Linked DNA regions of Homo sapiens: region 1 is linked to region 2. A link is an interaction called in ENCODE POLR2A ChIA-PET data of the cell type or tissue named here. Cell type or tissue: A673. All regions are shown on one strand. Each heading gives the region's core, and the rest is flanking DNA. Links, peaks and the distances in the headings are about the cores only. Region 1 overlaps LINC02774 (long intergenic non-protein coding RNA 2774). Region 2 overlaps AKT3 (AKT serine/threonine kinase 3).

Region 1 (8,339 bases), core at 251-8,250, 94 kb before region 2:
TCAAGAAAACACTTTGGGGGCCCCTTAAAAGTTAAAGTGGCTCTGCTCAAACAAACCAACAACAACAACAACAAAAAAGGAATCCACACTAAGAGGTCCCAGGGGAAAGGATTAGAATTAGCCCTCTCTTTCAGACTCACTGGCTGCTCAGGATGGCAGGATCCGGTCCAAAATTGCAGGGTTAGGAGGAAAACAGGGCAGCTGGGACTGAATTTTCTACTCCTGGGATGACTATTGTCTCTAATATTCCACAGGATGCCACTGGGTAAAACTTAGAATAAGAAAGGCCTTCAAGAGAGAAGCAGAAAGAAAGATTCCAGCAGGGTGCATGGTGGCTCACGCCTGTAATCCCAACACATTGGGAGGCCTAGGTGGGTGCCTCACTTGAGGTCAGGAGTTCGAGACCAGCCTGGCCAACATGGCAAAACCCCGTCTCTACTAAAAGTATAAAAATCAGCCAGGCGTAGTGGCAGGTGCCTGTAATCCCAGCTACTCTGGAGGCCGAGGCAGGGGAATCGCTGGAACATGGGAGGCAGAGGTTGCAGTGAGCTGAGATCCCACCACTGCACTTCAGCCTGGACAACAGAGCGAGGCCCTGTAAGCAAGCAAGCAAGCAAGATTCAAAGGTGGAGGTTGGCAACCAGTAAGGAAAGAAACGAAGACACAATGATAGCAAACTTTCCTTGAACACCATCTAGATCTAGACGCCAGGCACAGGTAGGGCTCGAATTGCACCACATTCTCTGAGTGTGAGATACATCATGTTATTCCCATTTTGCAGATGAGGACACCAAAGCACAGAGGTATGTGTTAAACGAATTTGGGATTGAATGGAGGAACTCTGCTTAGTACCACTCCTTGTCTGTTTTGCAAAACCTGGCTAGTTGGCAGGCCCTCGGGAATTTAACAGTTTGAGGAAAATTCTAGCTCAGAAGCTTACACAGGCCACGTAATCTCTTTGAGCCCCAGTTTCTTCATCAGGAATGAGAGTGATAATTGTTGACTTTTCAGGTACGTTGTGAAAATCAAATGAGATCATGTGTTTGCATGAACTTTGCAAAGTAGAAAGCATTTAGCAAATATAAAATAATTTCCCATTATCCTAGTCCATCCCTGGAGGGAAGGCCTTAACCATATCTGCTGAGAAGGGCACCCATGTGTACTCATCATCCATCAAAGAAATTTCTACCTCCACCATTTGTTATATAGACATTGGAAAAGCCCCTTTTCCAAGGGGGCCTCCTTCTTTAACAGAATTCCTTCTTCAGTACGTTGAATATACAACTGAATTTCAGTTGCTTCCCACAGGTATTTCCTTATAACTTAGAAGCAAATTAGCAGGCATCATGATGAGTCTATGGTTAATAACATGGTCTAGGGGAAAAAAACAAAAAAACAAAAAAACAAGCCTGGCTTTTTTAAGCCTGGGGACTGAGCTAGGGAAGTCACTGACTATGTCTTTATTTGCTGCTCTGGTCACAGCTCTACAATGATTAGGGTGAGATTTTCTCAGGCCCACCCCTGCCTTTTAAATCCTGTATGAGGGCATATCTGAGAAAATCAGTCAGGAAAGCTTCGTAGAGATGCTTCTGGAAAGAAAAAGGGAGCATGCAAGATTCTGCACATATCTGGCCTGGAAAGGGAGTGAGTCTTCTGCAACATAGTTGAAGGCAAATGCTTCCCTAGAACTCTAGAACTGGCATACGAAGATCTAAGCCCATACAACAGAGTGGAAGAAATGGCTTCCGCAAGGCACACCATGGCATGGGCTCAAGAGTACTTCAGACTTGTGGATATAGCTGTATGCACACAGCAGGAAACCTTTTAATGGATTTATTGGTAAAGTTATTGCCTGTTGCCTATTACATGAGTATCTGTGGCCTATGAAGGGCAAGCCAGGCTGGGTGTGGTAGCTCATGCCTATAATCCCAGCACTTTGGGAGGCGGGCAGATCACCTGAGGTCAGGAGTTTGAGACGAGCCTGGCCAACATGGTGAAACCCCGTCTCTACTAAAAGTACAAAACTTAGCCAGCCATGGTGGTGCACCCCTGTAATCCCAGCTATTCGGGCGGCTGAGGCAGGAGAATCACTGGAACTCAGGAGATGGAAGTTGCAGTGAGCCAAGATCATGCCACTGCACTCCAACCTGGGTGACAGAGCAAGAATTCATCACAAAAAAGAAAAGATGCAAGCCAGAACTCTTTTTTTTTTTTTTTTTTTTTTGAGGCAGAGTTTTGCTCTTGTTGCCCAGGCTAGAGTGCAATGGCACGATCTCGTCTCACTGCAACCTCTGCCTACCAGGTTTAAGTGATTCTCCTGCCTCAACCTCCCGAGTAGCTGGGATTACAGGTGTGTGCCACCATGCCTGGCTAATTTTGTATTTTTAGTAGAGACAGGGTTTCACCATGTTGGTCAGGCTGGTCTCAAACTCCTGACCTCAGGTGATCCGCCCACCTTGGCCTCCCAAAGTGCTGGGATTACAAGTGTGAGCCACCGCACCTGGTCACAAGCCAGAACTCTTATGAAGACCTGAGAGTCAGGAAAAATTTGCATCTTTTTAAAAAGCGGCATGCTTTTTTCTGTATGAAAATTTGAATTCTGAAGTTGAGAATATGTTCCTTAATTTTACAATTTACCATATTTCCCATTTTCCTCTGGTAACCAAGAAACTGAGATCCAAATTTGTCAGTCCATTTTAGCAGAAGTGTAAGATTTTATGATTTTTGGATTGTGGTCCTCCAATCCTATCCATATTTTCCATAGCCTGATTCAATATTTTGTCCGGTACTATATAATATATATAGTAGATACTGTACCCAGACCATCACGGAATGTGGTAAAAATATATATATATATAAAATAAAATAAATGTTTCTAGGACCATCTAAGTGGGACCCTGGGGTTAACAAACATCTAAGAAGAGCTGGCTGGCGCTGGGAGCCTGGCTCTTCCACTTACCCATGAAGGCATTGACTTTATAGGAATTCAATGAGAATTAATGATGCAGCTGCTTCAGAGAACTGTAAGCTACTTTAGAAGCAGAGAACTTCTCAGTAAAGCCCCAAAACCAAAGAAGTTCATATTCTTCTGAATCCTAGTGATGGTCCAGCTCTTGATGAAAGCGGCCTTGCCTCAACCCCTGCCATGCTCTGCTCCTTCCCACCCACCTCAGCCCCGTGGCTCCTGTTGCTTTGTTTTCACAAGGTGGTTTGTTTTTCATATAACTTACAAAATTGTCCCTTGGACTTCTGAATTAAGAATGTCTAGGTGGCGAAGCAAAATCCAAATGATAAGACGCAATAGTACGTATTATTATCATTATTTGGTATATGAAAGAGTCTGCTTGTGTTTCATAATGGAAGACTGGCAAGTAAGGTACTGCTGTCTGAATATTTCCCATTAAGGTGGCAGGAGATGAGACAGCACCAGGGTCAGTGCCACCTGAAGCTAAATTATCACTTAATATACATAGTGAGCAGCTGATGTCCAGAAGTGAGCATCAAGCTCCTTGCTAACATGATGAGCAATGGCCATCTGTCCCCACAAAGCCAGGCAGCGTGACCTTCAGTCCCAGGCATTGCTAGCATCATTCTTTCCCATGATGAAGGACGAGAGAAAGAGCTGCTCTGGTAATTCTCTGTTATTAGCAACAAGAAAAACCAAAGTTCTTGTCCCTGTTTTTATTACATATTTTCTCCTAAAAAAAGAAATAGAGGGAGAATCAAATGGGAACCTGGACAGCAAGTTAAAGCTTAGAGCTGTGTGATTCTATTTCCTTAGAAGGACGACATATGCATACACTTAATATGCAGTCAAAGAGCAAAGCAGTGCACATGCATTATACTGGAAATTCCTTCATGTTTTATTAATTTAAACTACATGAAAATATCTAGCTGGAACAAAAGCCACAGCTCGAAACCTCAGGCCACTGAACCTCTATTGATGAATGGCGAGAGTCACTCTAATCTCTGACTACTGTTGTTGGCATAGAGAAAGTAAACAACAATAGAAGGAGGTGAGAACAAATCACTACAAAGATATAACCTTGCCAGTGAGGGGTTTGTAATCTGGATTGACTCATTAAATTCTTATGTGAGTTGAATGCATTCCCCCATTTGTGTCCTGCATTCTTTTCTGTGTCTGTCATACAAGGGATCGCTAGCATCATCAGAACAAAAAGCGAGGGAAAAGTAAGTGGCTGCTTCTCGGTGGGAATCCAGCATTTGACAGAGAGCAAGATAACCATGTCCAAGATCAACAACACCAGACATTAAAAAATGTTTCTCTAAGCCTGAGCGGTTCTCACAATATCAAGCAAATATGTATGCAGTGTGTTATTTTTGTAAAGAATTCTATTTTTCCATAACCTTTTACTTAGCTCTCAGGATTTTTTTAAGTTTTTTTTTTTTTTTAAAGAAAAATGTAAGTCATTTCCTAAGAACTTGGCTTAATAGACCATTTAAAGAAATAGGAAACATATAATATAGGGGTTGCTTGGTGCATCCGCTTAGCATGTGTTAGATCAGGAGAAAAAAACAATTAGCCATGGCTTAACGGTAAGGATTATTCACTGTTGCCCTCACGAGAGTCTGGAGGGGTGGGTGGGTGCAGGGTAGTTCAGCAGCTCAAGGGTCCCCTCACCGGCCAGACTGTTCCTGTGCCTCTGTTCCACCATGCTCTGTGGATTGGTTTTTCATTCTAATATTTGTCAGCTCAGAGTCCAAAGTTAGCTAACAAAGCTTCCGGTATCGTATTCTCTCACGGGCATCCCCAGCAAGCGAGAACTGGGCAGAGGCAAAAACATTTTGCCCTTGCTGGGCTCCCTTTGGATTCAGGAAGGGAAGCCCTCTGTAGACTTCTCTTTGCATCTTATTGGCTGCACTGGGTCTCATGGCCATACCCAGATCAATCACTTAACACAACGAAAATAAGTTCAGGCCCATCATGATTCACTCCTGGAATAAAATCTTTGCCCAATACCTGCTGGAGGTGGGGGGTGGCGGGGGAAATTATGGGCAAATGGCTATTGCATAGGCACAGAACCCTATCCCGACGTCTATCTCAGTAGGCCAGGTCACCTCCTCCTCATTCTCCAAAACGCTTCCATCCCATGGCGCTTCCTTGAAACTTCTCAAGAATGGCTCATGTAAAGTAGCTGCACACCAGGTGGGATATTATATTTCAAATCTGTTTCCTTTATGTTTCCATATATTTTCCTATTATTTTTCATTCTTCTGTTGGTCTATGTATGTAATTTTGCTTCTGGCAGCATCTGTCTCTTACTCTTTTGTTTGTTTCTGAGCCTTCTCTCCTATCACCTCTCATGTTTGATAATCTTTTACTTGTACATCTACTCATCCTATACTTCTATTTCACTAAAAGTACAGAAATGTAGGTAAGTCTGCTTATGGCTCCTATATTCAGGATTATATTGTTAAAGCTGTGACTTTGGCCTCTGGGATCAGAGCTGCCAAGAGCAAGACAAGTTCCCTGGCCAAGCGCTCTCGAGGGCAACAGAGACTGGGGCCAGAGGCCAGAGCTGAGCACTCACTATGGGGGCTTGCGACTAGGCTGGGAAGCCCAAGAGGGTCCCTTACTCATTTATTGCCCATGAGCAACCGATACACTTAGTTGGGAAACACACACACACACACACACACACATACACACATACAATCTTCTTTGAAAGAAGGGTTCCTATCAGACTGTCCAGTCAATAACAGCTACTTTCCTCCCCTTCCCCAGTGCAGGGCCCAGCTCTGTACCAAAAACAAACCTGACCTGAAGCAGGACAGGCTCAAACAGCTCAGCTCCCACACCCTGGCTCTTAGGGTTTGTCCAATCCCAATAGAACATAATAAGGAAACTGCTGATTTCCTTAAAAAAGAAAAAAAAAAAAGGAAAGAAATCCAAATCTGCCTAGGTTAACAAAGAAGGGAGGTTCTCCCTGTAGGAAGAGGCAGCAGGATTTGGAAGCCCAGGTTATTGTTCTCTGCGAAGGCTCACTAATTATCAACCGCCCCACAGCCAAGGCTGGCCTTGCCGGGGCAGGTTGGCAGAGGGGCTGCATTCCCTCCCCGTGTGCCCATGTCACCTGCTTTTTGACCTCCTGGGTTACAGCTAAGGCGAGGTTGCAACACATAAACAAGAATTTTCTAAAGAGACAAGAAGATGGCAGTAAACAGAAACGACTTCAATTTAGCTTCCTGCAAGTCTCCTCAGGGTCTGCCTGCAGCCTGGCTGTAGCTCCCGTATATCAGAAGCCATCTACCACAGAATAACAAAAGGGGGCTCTGTGGAATGCCAAAGGCCAAAAGCAGCTCAAGACACCACAGCAGTGCTCCTCAACCGGGAGCAATTTTGCCCTCCAAGAGGTATTTCACAATGTCTGGAGACATTCTTGGTTGTCACAACCGGAGGTGATACTACTGGAAATTAGTGAGCAGAGGCCAGGGATGTTGCTAAACATCCTGAAATGCACGGGGCAGGCCTCACAGCATGGAATTTTCTGGCCCCAAATGTCAGTAGGGCTGTGTTTGAGAAACGCTGCCCTGGAGGAAGACACTAGTTCACCTTTGTAAGAAAAACAGGGGACTGTGAATCTGATTCTGCTAGCATGAGCCCACCACCGTCACCAACCTGGAGGCTTCTAGGGGAGGAGAAGAAGGGCAAGAAGGACTGTGTATTAGAAAGTCACCAGTAATCACTGCAGCTCACAGGAGAGGAAGGGTGTGGTTGCCCCACACTAAGCCTGAGTAAGAGCAGACTTCAAGAAATCCATACCAGCAGCTTGACACGGGTCCTCTGGAATTTAGGAGAAAGAGGAGCTGGTAACCGGCTCTTCCAGGGTACACATCTAAACACAGGAGTCTGACTAGCATTGGCAGAGCAACCAGAGGAAAGACTTCATAGGGAGGAAGCTACACTTCTACCCACAGCACAAAAGGGCTGGCCTTGGGGTGCCATTAAAAAAAAAAAAAGACTCTACCTACAAGGACCCTCTGGAGGAACAGACATCCCCCTGCACAGGGACAGATTGCTAGGATCCCAGGGGCTGAGCATGACCCACAAACACATAGCCAGAGGAAAAGCATTGCCAGAAACAGATTCCAAGAAGGAATTTTTTAAAGACATGGGGTCTTGCTCTGTTGCCCAGTCTGGAGTGCAGTGGTGCAATCATAGCTCACTGCAGCTTTGACCTCCCAGGCTCAAGCAGTCTTGCCTCAGTCTCCCCAATAGCTGGAGAAAGGATTTCTGAGAAACTCGCAAAGGGACTCAAGGAGAGACAGTCATTTTGGACATCGGTCCCACCCAGAAGGGACCACTGCCAGACGTCAATGGTGTCCCTAACTCCCTGCACCCCACCCAGTGCCTGACCCTGGGGAGCCAAAGCAGCCAGCCAGTGAGCGTGAGATGAGGGAAAGCAAGGAGGGAAAATGAGCCGGCCGTGTTCCTCCCTGGCGGGTTTCTAAGTAGAAAGAAGGCCCAAGCTGCGGAGGAGAGAAGCTGTTGTATGATAAAAATATCACATTTTGAAATTGCACCAGGCTGAACCAGAGACATATGATTGTCAGACTGGACTGGGATTTTGGTTCTCTGAGAATAACGATCCAGGAATGTAAAATGGCACAGCTTCGGTGGAAAACAGTATAGCGGTTTCTCAAAAAGTTAAAAATAGCATTACTATATGATTCAGCAATTCCACTTCTGGGTATACACCCAAAAGAATGGAAAGCAGGGAACTTGAATAAAGACATTTGCACACCCATGTTCACATCAGCAGGGTTCACAATAGCCGAAAGGTGGAAGCAACCCATGTATCCAACGACAGATCAAAGGACAGACAAAATGTGATACAAACCTACAGTGAAATATGATTTGGCCTTAAAAAAGAAGGAAATTCCAACACACACTACAACATGGATGAGTCTTGAGGACGTTATGCTAAGTAGTATAAGCCAGTGACAAAAGGACAAACATTGTATGGTTCCATTTATATGAAGTACATGGTCAAATTCATAGAAACAATGTAGAATGGTGGTTGCCGAGGGTTGGGGGAGGGGAGAATGGACAGCTAGTGGGTCGTGGGTGCAGAGTTTCAGTTTGGGAAGATGGAAAGAGTTCTGAAGACAGGTGGTGGGGACGGCTGTACAATGATGTGAATCTACTTAAAAATGGTTAAAATGGTAAACTTTATGTTACACATATTTTACCACAATTTTTTTAAAAATTGGAAACAAAGAAACAAATAATAACCACCAAGGTTATGTGATCTGACCAAGACTTCTTCCAAAGAGCAAGTTAGAGTGAGGTCATAGAGTAAGTTCAGTGGGATCAC
Region 2 (8,339 bases), core at 112-8,111:
TGAAATCTTTTTTTTTTTTTTTTTTGAGATGGAGTCTCGCTCTGTCACCAAGCTGGAGTGCAGTGGCGCAGTCTCAGCTCACTGCAACCTCCGCCTCCTGGATTCAAGTTGATTCTCCTGCCTCAGCCTCCTGAGTAGCTGGGATTTACAGTCATGTGCCACCATGCCTGGCTAATTTTCTACTTTTAGTAGAGACAGGGTTTCTCCATTTTGGTCAGGCTGGTCTTGAATTCCTGACCTCAGGTGATCCACCCGCCTTGGCCTTCCAAAGTGCTGGGATTACAGGCCTGAGCCACTGCACCCAGCCAACTTTTTAATGATTTTTTAAATGATCCATTATGTGGTCTTATCATTTGGTCTGTCTGTATTTTATTTTTTGGGGGTATAGTGTTATAAATATCTAGTCAAGATGATTGGTAATGGGTCATAGTCTTCTATGTCTTCACTGACTCGTTTTTTTTTTTTCCTCTAGTTCTGTGACTCAGTGTTATAGTCTCCAGCTATGATTGTGAATTTATCTGTTTCTCTCTTTAGTCCTACCTTTTTAATTTTATATATTTTGAAGCTCTATTATTAGAGGCTTTTTTGTTGTTATATCTTCTTGATGTATTGCTTCTTTTATCCTTATGAAATGTTCACCTTTTTCTCAAGTGACACTCTTTATCTTGGAATTCAGTTTGTGTGATATTAATATAGTAACTCCTGATTTTTTATGATTAGTGTTTGCATCTTGTATCTTTTCAACTGTCCTATTATATTTAGTCTTTGTTTTGTATTTAAACTGTTTCTCTCGTTGACAGCATATGTTTGGGTCGTGTCTTTTTTAAAAAATCTAATTTGACAATCTTTACCTTTTAAATGGGAGTTTTTAGGCCAGTCATATTTAATGTAATTATTGATATGATTGAGTTTTCTGTTTGTGTCATGTGTTCTTTGTATCTTTTCCCTATTTTTTTGCCTTTGTTAGGATTTAGTATCTTTTCAGTATCCTATTTTATCTCTCCTATTGGCTTGTTATTTATGTGTCTTATTTTAAAGCAATTTAAAAATTTATAGTTAATGTTATTGTTGGTGTGGTTGAACTTAGGCATACTGTTATTTTTTTAAAAAAATACCTCTCTTCATACTTTCTTATCTTCTTTTGAGTTAATTGAATTTTTTTCAGTATATTCCACTAACAGTATGCATTCTCAACAGGAGTGGTAATTCTCCTATAGGGCAATCATAGGTTCTTGGAAAAGGGTACAGAATATCCTTTTATATTACAATTGTTTGTGGCTCTCCAATCACATTATATAAACAGATATATCTTTGGTATTAAAATTTCTTGGTGGGGACCGAAGTGATTTAGAGGGAGTTTTCTAAAGAGGCTCCTTAGGTGAGCCAAGGAAAAACCTTTGATAAACAGTTCTGTCATCATTTTAGCTTGCATTGCTTTTTTAGGTATTGTTCTAAGGTAGTGGAATACAGAATACATGTACAGGTTTGTTATATGGATAAATAACATGTTGTAGGGGTTTGGTATACAGATTATTTCGTCATTCAGGTAATAAACATAGTACCCTATAGGTAGTTTTAAGATCCTCACTTTCTCCCACTCTCCACCCTCAAAATACATCCTCAGTGTATACTCTCTAAAGTACAACCAGGGTGATTTTGGTCCCCAGAGGACATTTGGCAATGTCTGGAGACATGTTTGAAATGATGTGGGGGTGGGATTGCTACTGGCATCTAGTGGGTAGAGGCCAGATATGCTGCTGAATGTTCTATAATGGACGGAATAGTATCCCATGGCAAAAAAATTTCCAGTTCAAAATGTTAGTAGTGCTGAGGTTGAGGAACTCTATTCTTGAGATTACAATATTCATTCTTAATTTATTACAGTCTATGTAGGGTTAGTATTTTACTGCTCCATATAAAATATAAGACTCTTCCAATGCTATATTTATATTTGCCCCCACTTCTGAGAGTGCCTTGTGCTGTTGTTCTCCTGTATAGTATATCACCATGTTATAAACTCTGTTATAATGTTATATATTTTTTGCCTTATTCATACGTCTTTTGAAAAAGAGCAGGAAAAGTATGGTCATTTACACTTATATACCTATTTTCAGTTAAAAAATTTTTTTCCTATAGATTTCATTTTCTGTCTGATATTTTTTTTCACCTGAAGAACTTTTCCTTAGCTTTTTTTTTTAAACTTTTAGTTTCCAGAATACATTATTGGTTAGATGTTATATGGGTAAATTGCGTGTTGAGGGGGTTTGGTATACAGATTATTTCGTCATCCGGGTAATAAGCATAGTACCCTATAGGTAGTTTTAAGATCCTCACCTTTCTCCCACCCTCCACCCTCAAAATACACTCTCAGTGTATACTCTCTAAAGTACAGTGTGTACTCAAATGTGTACTCAATGTGTACACAAAGTACACCCTCAGCGTGTTCTTGAAACATCGAGTATACATTGTCCATGTGTACTCAGTGTTTACCTCCCATTTACACGTGAGAACATGTAATATTTGGTTTTCTACTCCTTCATTAGTTTACTTAGGTAATACCCTCCAGCTCCATCCATGTTGCTGCAAAGGACATGATCTCATTCTTTTTTTATGGCTGCATAATATTCCATGGTGTGTATGTACCACATTTTCGTCTGCTGTTGATGAGCATTTAGGTTGATTCTGTGTCTTTTCTGTTGTCAGTAGTGCTGTGATGAACATATGTGTACATGTGTCTTTATGATACATGTATGATTTATATTCCTTTGGTCATATTTTCAATAATGGAATTGCTGGGTCTAATGGTAGTTCTGTTTTAAGTTCTTTGAGAAATTGCTGAACTGCTTTCCACAGCGGCTGAACTAATTTACATTCCCACCAGCTATCAAATTAGAATCCTGTACAATTTAAAAAATCCTTCAAAATGAAGATGAGCCCAGCCACAGTGGCTCAAATTAGAATCCAAACTATCAAATTAGAATCCTATATACAGTTTTAAAAATCGTATATGTGGCCGGCTAATTTTTAAATTATTTTTTTATAGAGATGGAGTCTCAATATGTTGTCCAGGCTGGTCTCAAACTCCTGGCCTCAAGCGATCCTCCCACCTTTTCCTCCCAAAGTGCTAGGATTGCAGGTGTGAGCCACTGTGGCTGGGCTCATCTTCATTTTTGAAGGATTTTTTAAATTGTATATAGGATTCTAATTTGATAATTGTGGTTTTTTTATCATTTTAAATATGTCATTTCATTTTCTTCTGGCTGCCATGGTTTCTGATGAAAAGTCACCTGTTGTTATTTTGACTTGCTGTTTCCTTATATAGTCATGTGCCATTGATATGGTTAGGCTTCGTGTCCCTACCCAAATCTCATCTTAAAAATTGTAATCCCTACGTGTCAAGGGAGAGACCAGGCGGAGGTAATTGAATCACGGGGGCAGTTTCCCCCATGCTGTTCTCGTGTTATCGAGTTCTCATGAGATCTGATGGTTTTATAAGGGGTTCTTCCCCTTTAACTCGGCCTTCCTGCCGCCCTGTGAAGAAGGTGCCTTCTTCCCCCTCACCTTATGCCATGATTGTAAGTTTCCTGAAGCCTCCCTAGCCATGCTGAACTATGAGTCAATTAAACTTCTTTCCTTTGTTAATTACCCAGTCTCTGGCAGGTTTTTTTTGTTTGTTTGTTTTTTGATATGGAGTCTTGCTCTATCACCCAGGCTGAAGTGCAGTGGTGTGATCTTGGCTCACTGCCACCTTTGCCTTTCAGGTACAAACAATTCTCCTGCCTCAGCCTCTGGGACTATAGGTGTGTGCCACTGTGCCTGGCTAATTTTTGTATTTTCATTAAGCGACGGGGTTTCACCATGTTGGCCAGGCTGGTCTCGAACTCCTGACCTCAGGTGATCCAGCCATCTCAGCCTCCCAAAGTGCTGGATTTACAGGTGTGAGCCACTGCGCCCGGCCTCAGGCAGTTCTTTATAGCAGTATGAAAATGGACAAATACAGCCATATAATGATGTTTTGGTCCATAACAGATTGCTAATGATGGTGGTCCCATAAGATTATAATACCATATTTTTACTGTACCTTTTCTATGTTTAGATATGTTTAGATACACTAATACTTAACATGTTTCAATTGCCTACAGTATTCAGTACAGTAACGTGCTGTACTGAGATCTCCCTCTCACTTTCCAGCTATTTTGGCAGCTCTGAACTCTGTCTCTTCAAACTAGTAAGACTTTCTGAGTTCTAGCCATTCCACTCTAGTTTCAAGGAATGGGAGAGCGCCTTGAGTAAAAAGCCACATCAGTGCGAATCTCATTTGTAGCTCCCTTCTTTACAGTCAGTTTCCTTCAATTTCTGCCTGCTTTTGCAGCTTTTCTACTGCCTTCAAATTGTCATTCTTTATATTTTATACAGAGTTTATAATTTTATATATAGAAGGGTTAGTCTGATACAAGTTACTATACTACTACTGGAAGTGAAATTTTGCTAGGTATGTGTTTTAATGTATAGATACACAAATTTATTTAAGCTTCATGATTCACATACTGCTGTATTCCAATTTAATTCTTAAATTATGAGGAGAAGAAGTTTGTGAGAAGTAGGAGTACAGTTTATAAAAATTTATCAGAAATTATGAGTACTACAAGTTATGAGGTGTATGAAACTAATAGTTTAAACCGAGTTTGAATCACTTATCTAGAAAGATAGCTTTTTCTTAAGCTCATATGTAGAATTTCAACCTAGAAGTGACTTTAAAAGTTATCTAGTCTTTTTTTTTTTTTTTTTTTTTTTTTTTTTTTTTTTTTTTTTTTTAGTTTTAGGGATGAGTCTTTTTATGTTGCTCAGGCTGATCTCCAACTCCTGGCCTTCAGGAGTCCTCATGCCTCGGCCTCCCAAAATGTTGGGATTACAGGCAGGAGCCACTGTTGGTGGCCTCTCTAGTCTTATATCCATTCATCTGACAGATTTCAAAACTGAGGCCATATTTCAAGTTAGGTATAGAGCCAGGATTAGTACCTGAGATTTCTTTTTTGCTGATCTTAGATACTTCAGATTTTGTTTCTTTCTTGACGTTTAGGAATAGATTGAATTTCTTCAAAAAATATTTTGTATCTTGTTGGGGGGGAGGGGCTCAGAAGTTTTGGGTGGAAAGATTTAAAATCCTCTGAGTATGGAAAAGGGGGAGTATCTTCCACCTTGTGGAATCCTCACACTGTGTGAGTAATATTATTCACTGCTCTACTTCCCAGTGGAGAATGCAGAGAAGCTGTACCTCTTGAACTTGTGTTTTCTCTCTTTGAGTAACTGTTTCCATAGTTTCTATACCCTTTGACATAGAGAAACTTTCTTTAGTTTGTGTTCGCATTTTATAATCAATCACATTACCTTTTGATGTGTGATAGCCCTGCACCTACCACTAATTTTCTGTGTTTTTGGTTATGCTAGTTTTTCGGCTTGGCATGTTTTTTCCCCTCTGTCTTTTTAAGTGAAAAATCTCCTGTGTCCTTCAAAGCCAAATTATTTACCCAGATCATGGTCTTACAAAATTAGAATGATTTCTTTTGTCTGTATAATATTGCAACAATTTCCTGTCTTGACCTCCTTATGACTTTCTATTGCCTTGTTATTACATAGATCTGTTATTTCTCCTTTCCATTGTAACCTCCTTGACAGCACTGTGTCTAATACAACTTTATATTTTGTACAGTTTGTAATTTTCCTTCTGAAATACAGTTCACCATTATTTTGAGCACGGTAGTCTCTTAATCAGTATGTGATACAAAAATGGGGAAGAAAATAATGATTCTAGAAGTTCAGATAACAGTATGTCACAGATATTAGGGCAAGGAACTAGAACTGGGACAGCTGAGGCAAGGTAGGAAACACAGACTAGATCACAGTTATGAAAGCAGCCTAATGTTCAGGAGAGAGTTTCGGTAAGGGCAGCACTGGAATTCTAGAACCATGTTGTATATCTGTCAAATTTTTGTGTAGCAAAACAGAACTGACAGGGTAGGAATTGGTAGATTTGACTGAATGGTTATTCCTGACAAAGATAGTGGGTTGTACCCTGATTGTCCCAGAATGGACTAGTAAATAAGGTATCTAAATTAGGTAAGTAGAATAAAAGATTGGGAATATTGTAGTTTTTATGGTTTGGAAGATTAATGCGTATTTTAAGGGTAATTTTTGCTTTACTCTTAGAACGGTAAAGTACCTCTGATTTCATGAAACCTAACTTTCTAAGCCTATAAGAAGAATCTTTTCTACTGTGTTTCTAATGGATCACTTATCTTAGATATTGTGGGCAACTAAAGTTGCACTGTATCTGTTTCATTATTTAACAGCTCTGAGCACTGGTGGTCTTTGTTTGCCCTCCTGAGCAATATAAAACAAGTTCTGTTTTCCAGTTTATAGGCCTTCGGATTTTTCGAGATTGCTATCCTGTCTTCCCTAAAATCCCTCTTTCTAAGCAAAGTGCTCTCAATTCTTTATTATGTTTATAATTATTATAAGACACGGTTTGCAGCCCTCTCATACACGGTACAGTTGTCCCCCAGTATCCACGGGGGGTTGGTTCCAGGACTTCCTGGAGATAGCAAAATCTGCTGATGCTCAAATCCCTTACATAAAATGGTGTAGTATTTGCATACAACCTGCACACACCCTCCTGTATGCTTTAAATCATCTTTAAATTACTTACATTACCTAATCCACTGCAAATGCCATGTAAAGATTCTATGTAAGTGGTTGTTACACTGTCCTGTTTAGGGAATAATGACAAGAAAAAAGTCTGTAAGTGTTCAGTACAGATGATTTCTTTTTCCTGAATATTTTTGATCTGTGGTTGGTTGAATCCACAGATGGGAAACCCACAGATATGGAGGGCTGACTGTATTGGTATCTTACTGTGGAAATAGCTCAGTTTGTCAATGTTTCTCTTACAGCGTAGTGCCCAGAAGTGAATCTGTTACTGCAGATGTGATCGGTGCAGGGAAAAAGCACAGTGAGACTGTTAGCCTCTTCTCATAGTCTGTCACTGTAGGGGCCTTCGGTGCGATTAAAGGCTGTAGCCACTTTTTCTCAGTTTTACTCTTTAAGGGAACTTTTATTATGTTTTGATTATATAAATCATTTATAAAGTCAGTTTATTGTCCAGATGTTACCAGTTTACATTCCTAGCACTAATATGTGAAGGGTTCTACTTTCTTATACCGTAGCCATTGCTGGGTGTTACTCTTTCTAGTTTTTGCCATTGTATTGCTGTTTTATTTTACATTTCTTTGTTACTGAGGTTTAACGTTGCTTAAATGAATTATTATTCTTGTTCTTAGTTAAGTTTTAAATATGAGGCCTATCCTTAAACATGTATAAATTTTATGTTCTTATTTATTGGTAAGAGCTTTTTGTGTATTGAGAATACCTTTATTTGATTAATCTTTTTTGTTGTGAATATTTTTCTAGTTTGAATATACCTTTTAATGTTACGGTATATTTTTGCCTTGTAAAATTTTTTAGTTGTTAAGTAGTTTAATATGTCAGACTTTTCCCATTCAAGGAGACCATTGAGGTCATACTTACAAACTCTTCACCTTTTTCCTTTGAGCATCATTATGATGAAAACATTTTGTATTATCTAAGTAATATATTCTCCTTTAAAAGAGCCAAGCAGTAAATATATAGGGTATCGTGTGATTCCTTTCTTCCATATTCTTTCTCAGAAATAACCACTGCCAAGTATGTCATGCCAATATAAAGCTAAAATTTTTAAGAAGTACTTAAGAACTAGAAGAAAATGCCAAATTATAGGTAGTATTATCCCCTTGTCAAGAGATTCGGATTGAAGAGATTAGGCAGGGATAGGAAGGGGGATAATTAAGAAAATGAGACTTTTACACTTTATTCTGTGTAAACATTGCATCTTTCTGTTTTGCCTCACATTACATAAATGATACCGTAATCACTTACTATGTCTTGGAGATTTATCCATGCCATGGGAACCTGGAACTCGAAAAAAGTGACTAGTTTGACTTAACTTGCTCTTAGTGAATCTATTCTTACTTCTTGTCCATCTACAATTTCAAAGTACATCTGATGCTTGAAACAAGACTAGAGTTAGGGGCACAGACCACCTGCACGGTCAAAAATGCGCAAATCACTTTTGACTCCCTCACAACTTAACTACTAATAGCTTGCTGTTGACTGGAAGCCTCGCGGATAACATAAACAGTCCATTAACACACATTTTATATATAATGTACTGTATTTTTACAATGAAGTAAGAGAAAAAATGTTATTAAGAAAATGTATTATTTTTCATCAAGGGGAAGTGGATC

Evidence for each region. ChIA-PET counts read pairs that join two places held together with the same protein. Peaks named below come from ENCODE experiments on the same cell type or tissue, not always from the same donor. Only the 100,000 strongest peaks of a DNase experiment are listed, where the experiment ranks them.
Region 1: POLR2A ChIA-PET joins it to region 2 with 10 read pairs; 3 of 35 experiments call an interaction of 5 or more read pairs at or near these places.

What each region holds. Positions count from the first base shown.
Region 1 is chr1:243,922,821-243,931,159 of GRCh38, reverse strand. All of the region lies in intron 1 of LINC02774 (long intergenic non-protein coding RNA 2774), which reads right to left. Among named protein-coding and RNA genes, the nearest start is that of LINC02774, 9.6 kb to the right of the region's middle. RefSeq lists an enhancer at 6,204-6,852. In A673, for the core only: no CTCF peak of the experiment used is centred there; a DNase peak (open chromatin) is centred at 4,159.
Region 2 is chr1:243,828,597-243,836,935 of GRCh38, reverse strand. All of the region lies in intron 2 of AKT3 (AKT serine/threonine kinase 3), which reads left to right. Among named protein-coding and RNA genes, the nearest start is that of AKT3, 17 kb to the left of the region's middle. In A673, for the core only: no CTCF peak of the experiment used is centred there; no DNase peak of the experiment used is centred there.